Regions from separate parts of the Homo sapiens genome. Here region 2 is linked to region 1. A link is a contact called in ENCODE POLR2A ChIA-PET data. All regions are on one chromosome and are shown on one strand. The core of a region is the stretch at or near the end of the contact, and the rest is flanking DNA. Distances in the headings are between cores, read along the strand shown.

Region 1 (7,351 bases), core at 1,510-4,009:
ACCAAAAATACCCTGGGCTCTGCACGAGGATGAGCAAAAGGGAAGGAAGAAAGGAAAACAGACCTGAAATGGAGGTTTGCACCGAGTCACACTGGGTTTAAGGGCAAACCTACAAAGAGGACGGAGGCACCCTTCAGAGCCTAAAGTCTTTCTACCATCATCTTGTCTGCCCTTACTAGAGAGCTGTTCATCCGAGACTCCAACACCTTCCAGGCCCTCTCTTCTAGACCCAGCAGCCCTTGGCAGTTCACACTCTCTGCAGAGATCTACCATCCAAGACCTTCCCAGCAGGTCCCGGGTGCCTGCAACAACGTGGGCAGGTTGTCTTAACCACTGACTGCCTCGGTTCTTCAATTGGCTAAGTTGGGATAACACCATAGTACTACTCACTCAGTAAACTCACAGCTTTTCCTCAGTGTTGCCTAATAACATAGTTGTTAAGACCACGGGTTTGTTTGTTTGTTTTGAGACAGAGTCTCACTCTGTCACCCAGGCTGGAGTGCAGTGGCGCGATCTCGGCTCATTACAACCTCCGCCTCCTGGGTTCAAGTGATTCTCCTGCCTCAGCCTCCCAAGTAGCTGGGACTACAAGCACATGCCACCACGCCCGGCTAATTTTTGTATTTGTGGTAGAGACGGGGTTTCACCATGTTGGTCAGGCTGGTCTCAAACTCCTGACCTTGTGATCCGCCCACCTTGGCCTGACAAAGTGCTGGGATTATAGGTGTGAGCCACTGTGCCCAGTCTAGAGCATGGGTTTTTAAGATAGACCAAACTTTGCATTCTGGCTTTGCTGCTTACCTGCGCTTTGGGGCAAGTGTGCTGTCAACCTCTTTGTGCCTCAGTTTCCTTAGCTGTAAAAAGGATCTGCTCACACCTCTGCTTCATTGGACTGTTGTAAGGAACCAGCTCACATATTCAGGTGTTTCCTGGAGATGCCTCTGAGTTCCCTGGAGATGCGGTGACCAACAGGCAAAGCGTGGTCTCATTCCTGGCCAGCACTCTGGCTCATATGATGTACTGAGCACTTCCAGGGTACTAATAAGAAGCACACGAGAAACAGATACAATTGACAATATTCTATGCCCTCCAGGGTTTTACAGTGTGGTTGGGAAGACAGACCATTAAATCATTAGAGAAAAAGATACAAATACTTTCCTATAATTACGCACAGAGTGGGTGGCTCCAAGTGTAAATGCCTTGGACTGTCATGGAGGGAGGAAGAATAACAGGGAGGGTGCAGGAGGTAAGGCTGGGATGCTGGGAGAATGTGAGTGGGACAACTGGCTGACGAGGAAACCTTCAGGATGATGCTCCACCAGTTGCCCAAGGAGAAGCCCCCAGGGTACAAAGCGAGTCACCCTTACCTTGTTCTTTAGGTTAACAATTTTTTATTTTTTATTTTGAGACAGAATCTCACTGTGTCGCCAGGCTGGAGTGCAGTGGCACGATCTCGGCTCACTGCAACCTCCACCTCCTGGGTTCAGGCGATTCTCCTGTCTCAGCCTCCCAAGTAGCTGGGACTTCAGGTGCCTGCCACCACGCCTAGCTAATTTTTGTATTTTTAGTAGAGACGGGGTTTCACCATGTTGGCCAGGATGGTCTCGATCTCCTGACCTCGTGATCTGCCCGCCTTGGCCTCCCAAAGTGCTGGGATTACAGGCGTGAGCCACCGCACCCAGCCTAGATTAACATTTTTAAAAAAGATCCCAATCCAAGTCATGTGCTTGCAATAGTTATTGCTCCTTATCCATCAAGGACATTCCATTTCATCATTCAGATACCTGCACACAGCCCCAACAGCCTCTTTGCAGTAGATTGGAAAAGACAGAACTATCTCTGCCTCCATTCATAGCACAGCCTTTGCGGGTAGACTCACCACAGGTGCCCCCAGGCCTCCTCCCTGAACCACCTGTTTATTCCTTAGGATCACAATCCTGTGTTATACTTGGTGAAGGGCACAAAGAAATAGCAGACAGGGCCCGGCTGTCAAGCTGCTTCTAGTCTAACCAGGGGACATAAAACTCAATTTTTGCTTCTCTTGGCTTCTAATAGTTCATCAGGGTGGTCCTGTGTGTAGTTAAATCCCTTCTTGGGGGCACTCAGGTGAAGTCTTGTTCCTTCTGGATGTTTCTATGATTGGAACAGCTCAGTATAGATCCCAATGGGATTTCTTTCATATGTATCATTTTTGGTGAATTCCCTAATAACCCAGTGAGAAAGGCAGAGAGATGTTACATAATTCCACACCCACCCCCCCCCGCCTTTTTTTTTTTTTTTTTTTTTTTGGCACAGTCTCACTCTGTTGCCCAGTCTGGAGTGCAGTGGTGCCATCTCAGCTCACTGCAACCTCTCCCTCCCAGGTTCAAGCGATTCCTGTGCCTCAGCCTCCTGAGTAGCTGGGATTACAGATGCATGCCACTACACCTGGTTATTTTTTTGTATTTTTAGTAGAGATGGGGTTTCACCATGTTGGCTAGGCTGGTCTCAAACTCCTGACCTCATGTGATTCACCCGCCTCAGCCTTTCAAAGTGCTGGGATTACAGGCATGAACCATCGCGCCTGGCCCCAATGGGTTTTCTTTCATGTGTATCATTTTTGGTGAATTCCCCAAAAACCCAGTGAAAAAGGCAGGGAGATATTACCATAATTCCCATTTAACAGAAATCTGAGTTCCAGAGAAAGAAAATGACCTGCCCTGGGTGACTCAGCTGAAACTTGAACTTTCATTTCCTGGCTATAAATCAGCAACATTCTCAACATCGTTATCATCTCACCTCCTATGTAGCTCCTTGAAGGCAGGGTGTGTTTCTACACATCTCTGTCTCTCTTGTATAACCTATATTTTATGCAGTGGTGTGCTGGTAAATGTTTAACAACTGGCTCTCTGAGGAAATACATTTCTGATTTGTAGCAGTTGCCAATTTCGGTAGTGTAAATAGTCCCATCATGGCTGACTTCAAGCTACCAATGTGACATCAGCCACTTCAGAAATTCCTGAAAACTTGCTGGCCATGATAGCTCATACCTGTAATCTCAGCACTTTGGGAGGCTGAGGTGGGCAGATCACTTGAGGCCAGGAGTTTGAGACCAGCCTGGCCAACATGGTGGAACCCTGTCTCTACTAAAAAATACAAAAATTATCCAGGCATGGTGGTGCATGACTGCAATCCCAGCTACTCGGGAGGCTGAGGCATGAGATTTGCTTGAGCCCAGGAGGCAAGGGTTGCAGTGGGCTGAGAGTGTGCCATTGCACTCCAGCCTGGATGACAGAGGAAAACTGTCTCAAAAAATAAAAAATAAATTAAAAGGCCGGGTACAGTGGCTCACGCCTGTAATCCCACTACTTTGGGAAGCTGAGGCAGGTGGATCACCTGTGGTCAGGAGCTTGAGAGCAGCCTGGCCAACATGGTGAAACCCCATTTCTACTAAAAATACAAAAAAATTAGCCGGGTGTGGTGGCGTGTGCCTGTAACCCCAGCTACTTGGGAGTCTAAGGCAGGAGAATCCCTTGACCCTGGGAGGTGGAGGTTGCAGTGAGCTGAGATCCCGCCATTGCACTCCAGCCTGGTTGACAGAGCAAGACTCTGTCTCAAATAATAATAATAATAATAATGAATAAATTTAAGAAAAAAATCCTGAAAACTTAATAATTGTTTCCTAGAAGCTAGTATGAGCTGGTTCCAGCGTACTGCTATTTGTAGAGAACCTTACATATAATGGGACTCAGAGATATTTGATGCATTCAGTGATTATGATGCTCCTCCTTCCATTCAAATTCAAATACTCTGGGGGTGGAAGAAGATGCTCCCAGTTTACCCTGAAGGATGGATGGGATCTCCAGGGCTTGGGATTGTCTGGACCTGCAGCTCCCCTGAGATCAAGTAACATCGCTGGTTGGAGGTCTATGGTGCTGACAGAGAAGGAGGGAAAAACAGATTTAGAGAGGAAGGAATGAAACAATATGGGTGAAAAGAAGAGAAAAAGAAAGAGAAGACAGAAGTGAGGAAGGAAGGGAAGGAGGGAGACAGGGAGGAAGAGGAAAAGGAAGGAAAGGAGGGAGGGAAGAAGAAGGAAAGAAGGGAAGGAAGGAAGAAAAGAAAGAAGGAAGGAAGGAAGGAAGGAAGGAAGGAAGGAAGGAAGGAAAGGTGGCTTATAAGATGAATACTGGTAGAGGGAGAGTCTCCTGTGACCACTTCTAGCAAGCACCTGCATTTCAATGTCTAGTGCATAGTAGGTGCTCAGTAAATATTGCTGGCCAAGGATCCAGTCATGCTCTGCTTCTGCTATTCCTGTGTCTGATCTTATCTCCCAATGAGATTCTTTTTTTTTTTTTTTAAATGGAGTCTTGCCATGTCGCCCAGGCTGGAGTGCAGTGGCATGATCTCAACTCACTGCAACCTCTGCCTCGCGGGTTCAAGCAATTCTCCTGCCTCAGCCTCCCTAGTAACTGGGATTACAGGTGCACACCACCATGCCTGGCTAATTGTTGTATTTTTAGAAGAGACAGGGGTTTCACTATGTTGCCCAGGCTGGTCTCAAACTCCTGACCTCAAGTGATCCGCCCGCCTTGGCCTTCCAAGGTGCTGGGATTACAGGTGTGAGCCACCTGCCTGGCCCTATCTCCCAGTGAGATTCTAAGATCTTGGAAAGCAAAGACCGTATCATTCGTTTCTTACCCACAATAGAACTGCCTCTACTCAAAGGGGTTACTGATATTATTTAAATTCTCATTACAATTTTGCAATACAGAAAACAGGCTCAGCAAGATCAAGTAAATTGTTCACATTTACACAGCTATTTTAGGTGGTGGGGCCAAGATTCAAACTCTCTGCTCTTTCATGCTACTTCTGAAAGGACCTGAAATCTTTCTGACAAATGAATAGTGTATTTGTCTTCTCACCAAGATGGAGACTTCCATTTCCTTTCTTTTCTATAGTAGCCATTTTTCATTTGTCACGGGAGCCCCAGTAAGAACCTAAGTACTGATGCAAGCATATAACTCATATTCTCCAAACCTTAGCCTTTGTGCACTGGCTACTAACCCATGGTGGTCATGACATTATGAGACTTCATAAACACCCACCTCATTCCATAGAGCACATAGTAGACAAGGGCTCAGGGAGAGAGCAGATGCACCTCTGGATTTTTCCACTGCAAGGATTATTACATAGTCTCACTCATTAACAACCCTATGAGGTGGATGTTGCCAGACCCCTTTTACCATTGGGAAAACTGAGGCTTATAGAGCTTAGCATTTGGGAGGATTTGGGAGCAGGTAGTTTATTCAGGAGGCGATCCCAGGAAGCACCAGTAAGGGAGCAGGGAAGGAAGAGACATTGCAGGTGCTGTTATGGACAACTGAGGCTTCATCCTGCTGGGGGCCTTCCGAGGAACCAGTGCTTTGTGTCATCTCTTGTCCCCAAAGGGACGAGGAAGCTGAGATGCTTAGCCAACAGCCTCTGGCCCTCTTTGGGGGATGCCTTCTCTGGAGGGGTTAAATCTAGGGCACTCTGCTTGCCCTACTCAAGATTGAGCAAGTTCTCTTGGAACCAAGGGGAGACCCTGGGCACTTGAGGGTGGAGACTGTCAGCAGGCACAGGGAATGGCGGGTGACCTTGAAGGTGAGCCAGGGGAATATGGGGCGTGTTTGATCAAGGTCATACCTGCCCAGGGTCTTGCTGAGAGGAGAAGGAGCCAAACTGGGATTCAAATGCAGGTCTAGGCCGGGTGCGGTGGCTTACGCCTGTATTTCCAGCACTTTGGGAGGCCAAGGCAGATGGAGCGCTTGAGCCCAGCAGTTTGAGACCAGCCTGGGCAACATGGTAAAACACTGTCTCTACAAAAATACAAAAATTGGCCAAGCATGGTGGCTCCTGCCTGTAGTCCCAGCTACTTGGGCGGCTGAGGTGGGAGGGTCACTGAAGCCTGGGAGGTTGAGGCTGCGGTAAGCTGCAATCACGCTACTGCACTCCAGTCTGGGTGACAGAGGGAGACCCTATTTCAAATAAAGAAATAAAAGCAAAACCAAAAACAAATGCTAGCGTGTTTAATGCCAAAACTCATTTTCCTTCTGTGACACCAATCACTTAAGCCCAGTGAAGGAGTTAAAGTCCACACACCAGCCGGGCACAGTGGCTCATGCCTCTATTCCTAGCACTTTGGGAGGCTGAGGTGGGCGGATCACCTGAGGTCAGGAGTTCGAGACCAGCCTGCCCAACATGGTGAAACCCCATCTCCACTAAAAATACAAAAAAAGAAAAAGAAAAAAAAATTAGCCGGGCAAGATGGTGGGTGTCTGTAATCCCACCTACTTGGGAGGCTGAGGCAGGAGAATTGCTTGAGCCTGGGAGGCAGAGGTTGCAGGGAGCCGAGATTGCACTATTGCACTCCAGCCTGGGAGACAAGACCAAGACTCTGTCTCAAAAAAAAAAAAAAAAAAGTCCACAGACCTTGGAGGTGGACTGGGTAGGCTGGTGAGAAGAGTAGGGGTCAAAGATAGGTTGTCACCTAGGGTGGAGGCCTGTCTAGTCCTAACAAGGGCAAGAGGTGCTGTCATTAGCATCTCCTGCACACTCAGGAGCATAGAAAAGCCCCTGTCCCAAATGTAATTACCAGCACTTAGAGTGTGAGTGGAGGCAGGATCTATGAGTAGCAAAATACACAAGGGACGCAAGAGTCACACTTTCCAGATTAAAGAATGAAGGACAAGATGTGGAATAGCCTGGGATGATATTAATGACACTAACCACTGCTTCCTCCACATTTTGAACTTTTCTGAAGCACCAAGCTACATCTTTACATATCCCAGGGTCAGCCACATTTTCTGCAAAGGTCTAACAGGTAAATACCTTAGGCTTTGAGAGCTGCAGGGCCTCTGCTACTCAGCTCCACTGTTGTAGCATGCAAACAGCCATGGACAATCAGTCATTCAAAGGGGGTGGCTGTTTTAAAAACTTTATATAAAGAGACAAAAACAGGCACCTGCTAGATTTGGCCCACACGCCATAGTTTGCTGACCCCTGACATGTACTGTGTCTAATCCTGGCAACAACTCTCCCAAAGCAGTTTTGTTGACTCCATTTTATAGCTAAGTAAACTGGTTCAGAGAGGTTAAGTAACTGTGTGAAGTCACACAGCAGGTAACTACCAAGCCGGAATGGAGACCCAGGTGTGATTCCCAAACTGATGCTACTTATGTCTCGACTTGAGATCAGCCTGATGACATACTTGTGCTTCTGTGAAGCCCTGTGGGGGGATTCCAAACACCCAGGATGACAGACCCCAGGCTTCTGCCTCCCTGCCTGCGGCTCCGGAAGAAAGCTAGAGGCCCTCTACTGCTGTCACCCA
Region 2 (7,351 bases), core at 1,895-4,394, 480 kb before region 1:
AAATCAAGGCCCTGGCCAGTTTTTTAAGTCAAATCCCAAACAGTTAGGATTGTGTGAGCACAGTCCATTTTCTCCCCAAGAACATCTTGCAGCCAGAATGGAATCCAAAAAAATAACTGCAGTCCTGAACAGCGGTGTTTGTCCAAGCTGATCTAAACACATAAACTTACCGTCTCGTCTGGTGTTTTGTGCACAAATTTTTGTGTTTAAAGACATCTGGGGTTAATGCTTTTTTTTTTTCTTTATTCTTTCTAGCCCTTGGCTATTTATTTCTGAATTTGTCTCTGGTTTTCCTGTTTCCCTTTGCTTATTTTTTACTTATTTGGTAGTGTTTGCATGTGGTTCTTCTGAAAGCAAGGATCCACAGGCTACGCATTTCTCACTTGGAGCTGAAGTCCTGCTGGGGAACCAATTATATGTCCTACCCACCAGGGAGAGTGTGATATTTTTTATTACTTTCTAATTTCAGGTCTTGAAATGGCTTCAGTGATCAGAACATTCTTCTGCTTAAGAACCTAAAGGGGCCAGTGAAAGGATGCTTTTGATTTGTATTTCATTTAGAATGGTCCATACTCAACCAAGTGTACTCCAAGGATTTCCATGGGGCCTCAGAGGCTTGAAGTGGGGAAAAGCAAGACAAAGACAACAACAAAACTTTCTCGCTGCTTGCCTTATCATACTGGGAAAATGCCGGCTACTTGGGGAAAGTCTTTCTTTGAGAAGTTGGTGAACTGAGAAAAAAATGGATAGAATTAGAACAAAACAATTTCACTGGATTCTAAGTCTATTTAAACTACAGTAGTAAATCAAAACCATACCTCTTTCTCATTACTCATGGCCCGATAGTAGAGCCTCCTAAATGCTTATTAAAGCAAAAGCAAGAAGTGTTTCATTTCTAAATACATTCACAGGAATCCCCAACAAGGTGGTTGCTTCTTTCTAACTGTTGTTTGTTTTATGCTTGTTTCTCTTCTTGAAAGAGTTATCATGAAACGGAAAGGCTTAAAAGGGGGGTGGGGGTGGGGGTGAGGGTCCAAATAGGCTCTAATGAGGAAGAAGGAAATAAAAGTCAAATTCTCCCCGAATGTCTGAATTTCTATTTATTTATCTTTGCAATAAGAGAGGATGCCTGACAATCCGGAACTGCTCTTGGATAAAACGAATCATACCAAACAGCTAACAACCCTGCAGAATAGCTCAAAGCCCAAATTATGAGCTATTTCAAATCCTTTCCACTTGCCATGGGGGTCTTGACTGAGTTTTTTCTTTTTTTTTTTTTTTTTTTTCTTTTTTTCCTGGCTCACATGCTTAGCCAGGAGGTGATTCTGAATGTTTATCTGAAGTATCTCCCTGATATTCTGGGGGGACTTTTCTCTCAAGCAAAAGCTCTGCTGAAAAGAGGAGCTTGTTTTAATTCTCATTAAGTTATACCCAGTATTGTGAACCTTTTACTAGTGAACAGTTAATTTTAGTGAGACGGACTACAAGAAACTGCCATATATAACCACGCTCAGTGACAACATTTTACAAAATGTGAGTCAAACATAAACATTTATGACTTTCTAATAAGCCAGCTACCATATTTGCTATTATATGACGCTCTGTTAAAACAATCTTTTCTACTTTTAAATAGAGATCCCATGAGAGCAAAAATGTTTATCTTTGTTGTGTATAGCTTCCTTAAGTACCATTTTATCATATTATTTAAAATTCAACAAATTAGCAGCCAGTATTTATTATTTAAAGAAAGGGTGTTTCTTCAAAGTTTGTCTGAATTAAAAATCACAAACCAATCCATCTCCCTTCTTTCCTTCCTTCTCTCTTTCCTTCCGTCCTTCCTTCTATTCATTTTAAACCCAGCAACTAGATTTTGTTGGGTTTAAAAGGTCCCTAAAAAGTTAGTATTCCTTCAGGAATAAATATTTGTAGATTACTTGAAATGGCCAGCTTCCTTGACTGGTCTTTAGGGAAAATACTCTTTGTAACTTTGACTAAAAAGACAATGTTCCCGATCAAAATATAATCTGGGTCTATACTGGCAAAGAGAGTTGAACCAATATGTAATGAATGGCAGCATAAACAAATGAATGAAGGAATACGCAGACAGGCATCAAGCAGAATCAAAATACTCAAAGCAGCCAGTTAACTGAGGCACTGAATTTCCTGGACAACTGTCTCAATTCCCCGGTTTGCGTGGAGGCTCTTGCCTATAACCAAGTAAGCACTTATGCTGCAACCTCTTGCCTCTTGCAAGAGACAACAGATTGTTAGCCTCTGGGAAGTAGCACTATTTCAATCAACCAATTTGGCATGTTGTGTTTTACAGTTTCTAAAATTAACACAGAATCCAAACAAAAACATGGCTGGTGTGGAACTATATACAGAGAACACTGTCATCTGGTTGCTTCGAATCTGTTCATTATCAAAATTAGCTGTCTTGTTTGTCCTACTCCCATTTTTGAATGCACACCATTAATTAACCAACCTGTCATTATGTGCTGGTAATGACCAAGTTTTCCAGTATCCCAGTGTAAATACAGGATTTTACAGGACTCCCAAAACTAGGAGGAAAGGAGAAGGTGGAGGAGGTAGGGGTGGCAGAGAAAGAGGACATTCACAGGTGGGACTCAGTATTGCTTACAGCTACCCTTGCTTTCTAAAACAAGGGCTGCACGCGGAAACAATGCTGATTTATTCCCTTGCATTGAGCAAAGCTAAATTTTTCCAGGCTTCACTGAGGAATTTTCTTCACAATATCTGCATGAATTATGAAGCTGACTTCTAACCAGATGTCGGGTGATCTGCCCTTCCTGTTCTCTGAGGATGAGACACATCAGTGTTTAACTCATCATGCCCCTCGAGTGTGTCTCATTTTTCAACCCATTCTCACTTGGAGGTTAAAAAGGAATTGGGGTTTCTTTTTAAGTCTCTTTGATTTTACCCAATTTCGGTGAACAGATCCATGAAACTTCAAAGAGGATGTTGACAGAATTGAAGTAAGGGAGGGAAGGACAGAGGAAGGGGGCAGAAAGCAAAGCCGATCATAAAAAACAAACCAAAGAATATTTAACGACATATTTTCCCAAAGAGACTTCTGGCTGCCCACCGAAACTGAAACCATTACTCACATCGAAGACACTTCCTGGGGGTGTGCTATCTTGAGGAAACACATACCGTGAAGGCCTTTGCAGGAAGCAAATTCAATGGTGAAAGGAACCGCAGCAGATTCTTACAATTCTGTCTTTTGCACCCTGACTTTCCACTTGAACATTCTTATTAAAAATTTCCTCCAGCATCCTTACCATATACAATTTTTCAAGTCAAAGAATGACTTTTTAGAGTCTCTGTGTGCCCATAAAATTCTGTCTTGAAGATTTTATTAATAATCATAAAAACATCAGTATCCATCAGGATCAGTTTGGAAAGGGAGAGGCAATTTTTCCTAAACATGTGTTCAAATGGTCTGAGACAGACGTTAAAATGAAAAGGGGGTGAACTGAAGACCAATGACTGATCCAGCCCCCCACTCCCCTACGGTTCATAGTCATGGGCGAGGACATGGCCACAGGCTAACACAAGCCAGCTTGGGATCAGGCACCAGCCCCACCTGCAGCTGATGCAGCTCCACGTGGAGGGAAGCATTCCAACTTTCACTGCTGCAGGTTGTGTATTTATCACTACGAGGAGGGGAGGGACAAAGTATACAGGACTACATATTTTCTTATGGCATCAGGATAGGTTTCTTGGGACTCTGAGAGGTCTAGAATAACGTGCTTAAAATGACTATTTGACTATCTCCCAGCCAGTTCGAAGCATTGGCTGAGCAGCCTTTGCTTGATTGTCAGTTAACAGCAACCGAAATAGCAAAATAGTAAAGTGATCCCTGCAAAGGGATTTGTGGGTGGTCTCCTTGGCTCACCTGTCAGAGGAGGTTGACTCTGTGATCATGATCCTTCCCCCAAGTGCTCTCACCTTTTCTGTTCACATTGTACCTTAAGGCCTGCAGTCAGGCAAATCTTTGAACAGAGAAATTCAAACCCCTTAATGACCAAAGATTTCGAGGGATCCCAAGACATGGGGTGTATTTCACAATGCAACCACCCCAGTGAATAGGAGAGTTATTGACCAGGCAATGCATTATCTCATAATCCGCCAGTATGGAGGCAGCGTGGGTGGCTTCAGGGCATGAGCACTGGAGTCAGAGAAGTTGAACTCCATCAGCTCTGTTACTTCCAGTTACTCAACCTCTCTGTGCCTCAGTTTCTTCATATGCTAAAACTAGGATGATACTGTCTACATACTTCAATGGGCTGTTAAGCTTTCAGGAATCTATACTTGGAAAGCACCAGACACAGCACCTGGTATCTAGTGGGATATGCTATTGTCTCCATAATCAACTAGAAATTTCCTTGTGATTACTCGCTGCAACAAAAAGGGTTCTCCAAACTGGCTGAGAACACCACAAACTAGGGAACTTTAAGAAATACATTCCCAGGTACTTCCAGCAGTGAGACCCAGAAATCTTCCCCAGGTGAAACTAATGTAGCCAGCTTGACCTAGAACCATAGACCCATACACTGTCCCATTACTATAAAGGATGGTGAAGCATCACATCCAGTCCTGGTCTCCAAGGAATTTATGGTCTGATTGTGAAGACCAACACACAAACTGTAAGTATAAACTATTCATGAGCAACATGAGATAGAATAAAGTTGGAGACTATCTTGTGTGGCATTGTCAGTTTGCTGTGAAGAATTTCAGAGAAAGGAGAATCCCATTAATTGGAATACACCAGAAAGTCCCAAGAGTATTGTGAATTCTGTGGTGATCTTTCATAGTAGAGGTTCACAAAAGTTGATTTCTCAACTTTGTGTACATATGCACATCTATTTTAGGGGGAGAGGTTCAGCTTTGATTACCTTCTCAAAGTGGTCCATGACCTCCAAAAGCTTAACACTGTGATTCTAATGGTGGACACTAATAAGTACTCGTCACATGCCAGGCCTGTTTCAAACACTTTACTTACATAATCTCAAGAAGTGCTCACACCACCCATGTGGGGTAGGTACCATTATCTTCTTCATCTTACAAATGAAGAGACGTCGGACCTTGCCCATGGATACCCAGCTACTGAGTGAAAGAAAAGATTTGCCCCCCTGGCTCCAGGGCTTATGCTCTTACCAACTCAATTTAATCCAACATGCTTCATTTTGACACTTGCTCCACTTCTAGAACCATCTGAATCTTATGGCTCTGTCTCAGAAGATCTAGGAAGCACCTGGTAAGGACCAAGAGCTACTCTTACCCCTTGAGAACCAACGCTCTCTGAGCAAACAAAGCCAGACTGGGTACCCTGGCATCCTTCATATGGAATTCATTCATTCAGCTATTCATTCATCCATTCATCTGTATACAGAGGGACTTGGGGCTTGGGATGAGAGGCGGAGGAAAAGTGGATGGCAGAGCAGAAGGATTGTTTTCAATAACTCAGCCTCAAGGAAGAGGGAAAAACTCAGGACTTTGAGACTACCTTCTCATCTCATGAGGGATGTCGGGAGGTAGAAAAGCCCTGGTGTGCCACCGTTGCTCTTGACTCAGTTCAAGCCAATTGTCTTTGACTCACTTTAGGCCAGGAGTTCTCAATCTTGCCACTATTCACATTGAGGACCTGATAAGTTTGTTGTTGGGGGGCTTCCCTGTGCATTATAGGATGTTTAGCAACATCCCTGGCTTCCACCCATTAGATACCAAAGGCATTCCTTCTCCTAGTTGTGATGAATAAAAATGCCTCCAGACACTGCCAAATGTTTCCTGGGAGACAAAAATTACCCTCCTTTGAGAACCACTGGCTTAAGGTAAATAAAATAGATTCTTAAAAGTTACACAATATTTCTCCCAGCAAAAGTCTCCATGTCATCCTGTGGTGTCCCTTAAGTCATGATCAAAGGGGAAGTAAGCAAATATATTCATTTGATAAACACTTGCTATATAAGTTTGATTGTAAGGCAAAGTTTTTCCCCAAAAGCTGTTCTATAGTATATAAGTTTTTACAAAGTTTCTCGCTCCTGATGCTTTCTCAATTACTTTATTCTGAGCACCAAGGAAGTGTTTGGGGAACGACATTAGTCCAGAGAGATCTCAATGGATGATAGTTGTTGGGGGAAATAAGTTGGGGAAACTTACAGACATCATCTGATAATATCAGGGGGGAAAAAAGAGGCAAAATATTTCATGCAGATTCGGTTGTTATTTCTGAGGATATGACTTCATCATTAAATACATGGGAAGTATTTTAAGCAAGTCTTTTAAACTTTGCCTTTCTTAAAAAAGCATATTATAAATGGTGACCTTGTGGAGTTCATAAATATCCACCCATAGGACAAACAGAAAAAATCTCTTGGGGCCACAAATAAAATTCTCAGTGACAGCATCTTACATCATTCAAAGTGCTGTGTCTTGAACAATTTAGAAGTGAAGATGATGTGGGATGGAGAACTGAGTTATGATTCAAAAATGGTTTCGGTGACAACGAAGGCAAATGACCAAGGTGCCCGGGAAGAGTGTGAATATAATTATTTCATGACCTAAACTTTTTTTTAAGATTAGGGAATCTCTATTTCTAAATGTTTATATTATTTTATATAATATGTGCTATATGCAAATAAATCGATGCATTTAGTATTAAAGTAGGGATTTTACTATTTTATAAAAGCTTATATATTCCAGTTGGCTTTCTCTTTGGAAAACGAGACATTGCCTTATATTCAGGCTTGTCTTACACTTGGGCACATAGCCAATCTAAGCACCTAGTGTTGTCAGGATTCTGTACAAGTCACACGGAGCCATGTTTCTGTCCCCTGGAGAGTTTGTGTTCTCTGTGGGAACACAAGACATAAGCAAGGGAGGCAGCTTTCACATAATTCAGTGTAATTTGCTTCCAACTAAGTTATTCGGATGATATGCTATGCGGAGGAGATGGGACGTCCTTTGAGGGATGCCTTCAGATGATCTTCTTGAAGCTCAATTCAGATGTGTCACTTCCTACTGCAAGGGTAAAGACCAACCTCCCTAACATGGGTTCCAGGACCCACATGATTTGTGCATCTCCTCCCCGCCACCCCCAACCCTAGCTTCAACTCTTGCTCTGTTGATCTCTGGCCTTGACTACTCCTTGGACACCCCTCCTCCATCCCCAGCTTTGATTCTCCTTTGCTCCCTCCCCATCTCTTGACCGCACCTTCCTTTGGCACCTCCTCTTCTCTCTGTCTGTCTTTGCAACTGGTACTCTCCTGTCCTCTGCTCTTAGAAACTCGCACTCCTTCTTCAGACTTCATCTCAATCCTCACTTCTC

What was found. ChIA-PET counts read pairs that join two places held with the same protein, here RNA polymerase II (POLR2A).
Region 2: POLR2A ChIA-PET joins it to region 1 with 18 read pairs in Panc1. The contact joins two enhancer-like sites. POLR2A ChIA-PET finds 5 or more read pairs at or near these places in 3 of 52 experiments (OCI-LY7, Panc1 and naive thymus-derived CD4-positive, alpha-beta T cell).

What each region holds. Positions count from the first base shown.
Region 1 is chr10:112,899,664-112,907,014 of GRCh38, reverse strand. LINC02935 (long intergenic non-protein coding RNA 2935) reads right to left here. Exons shown (of 3, transcript XR_001747706.2): 2 at 802-1,038. Among named protein-coding and RNA genes, the nearest start is that of LINC02935, 12 kb to the right of the region's middle. RefSeq lists enhancers at 5,251-5,751, 7,339-7,351. Within about 2 kb of position 2,759, at least 2 of the 41 ENCODE cell types and tissues checked have a DNase peak (open chromatin) inside an H3K27ac peak, as active enhancers do.
Region 2 is chr10:113,377,849-113,385,199 of GRCh38, reverse strand. No RefSeq gene overlaps it. Among named protein-coding and RNA genes, the nearest start is that of HABP2, 170 kb to the left of the region's middle. RefSeq lists an enhancer at 2,548-3,747. Within about 2 kb of position 3,144, at least 9 of the 41 ENCODE cell types and tissues checked have a DNase peak (open chromatin) inside an H3K27ac peak, as active enhancers do.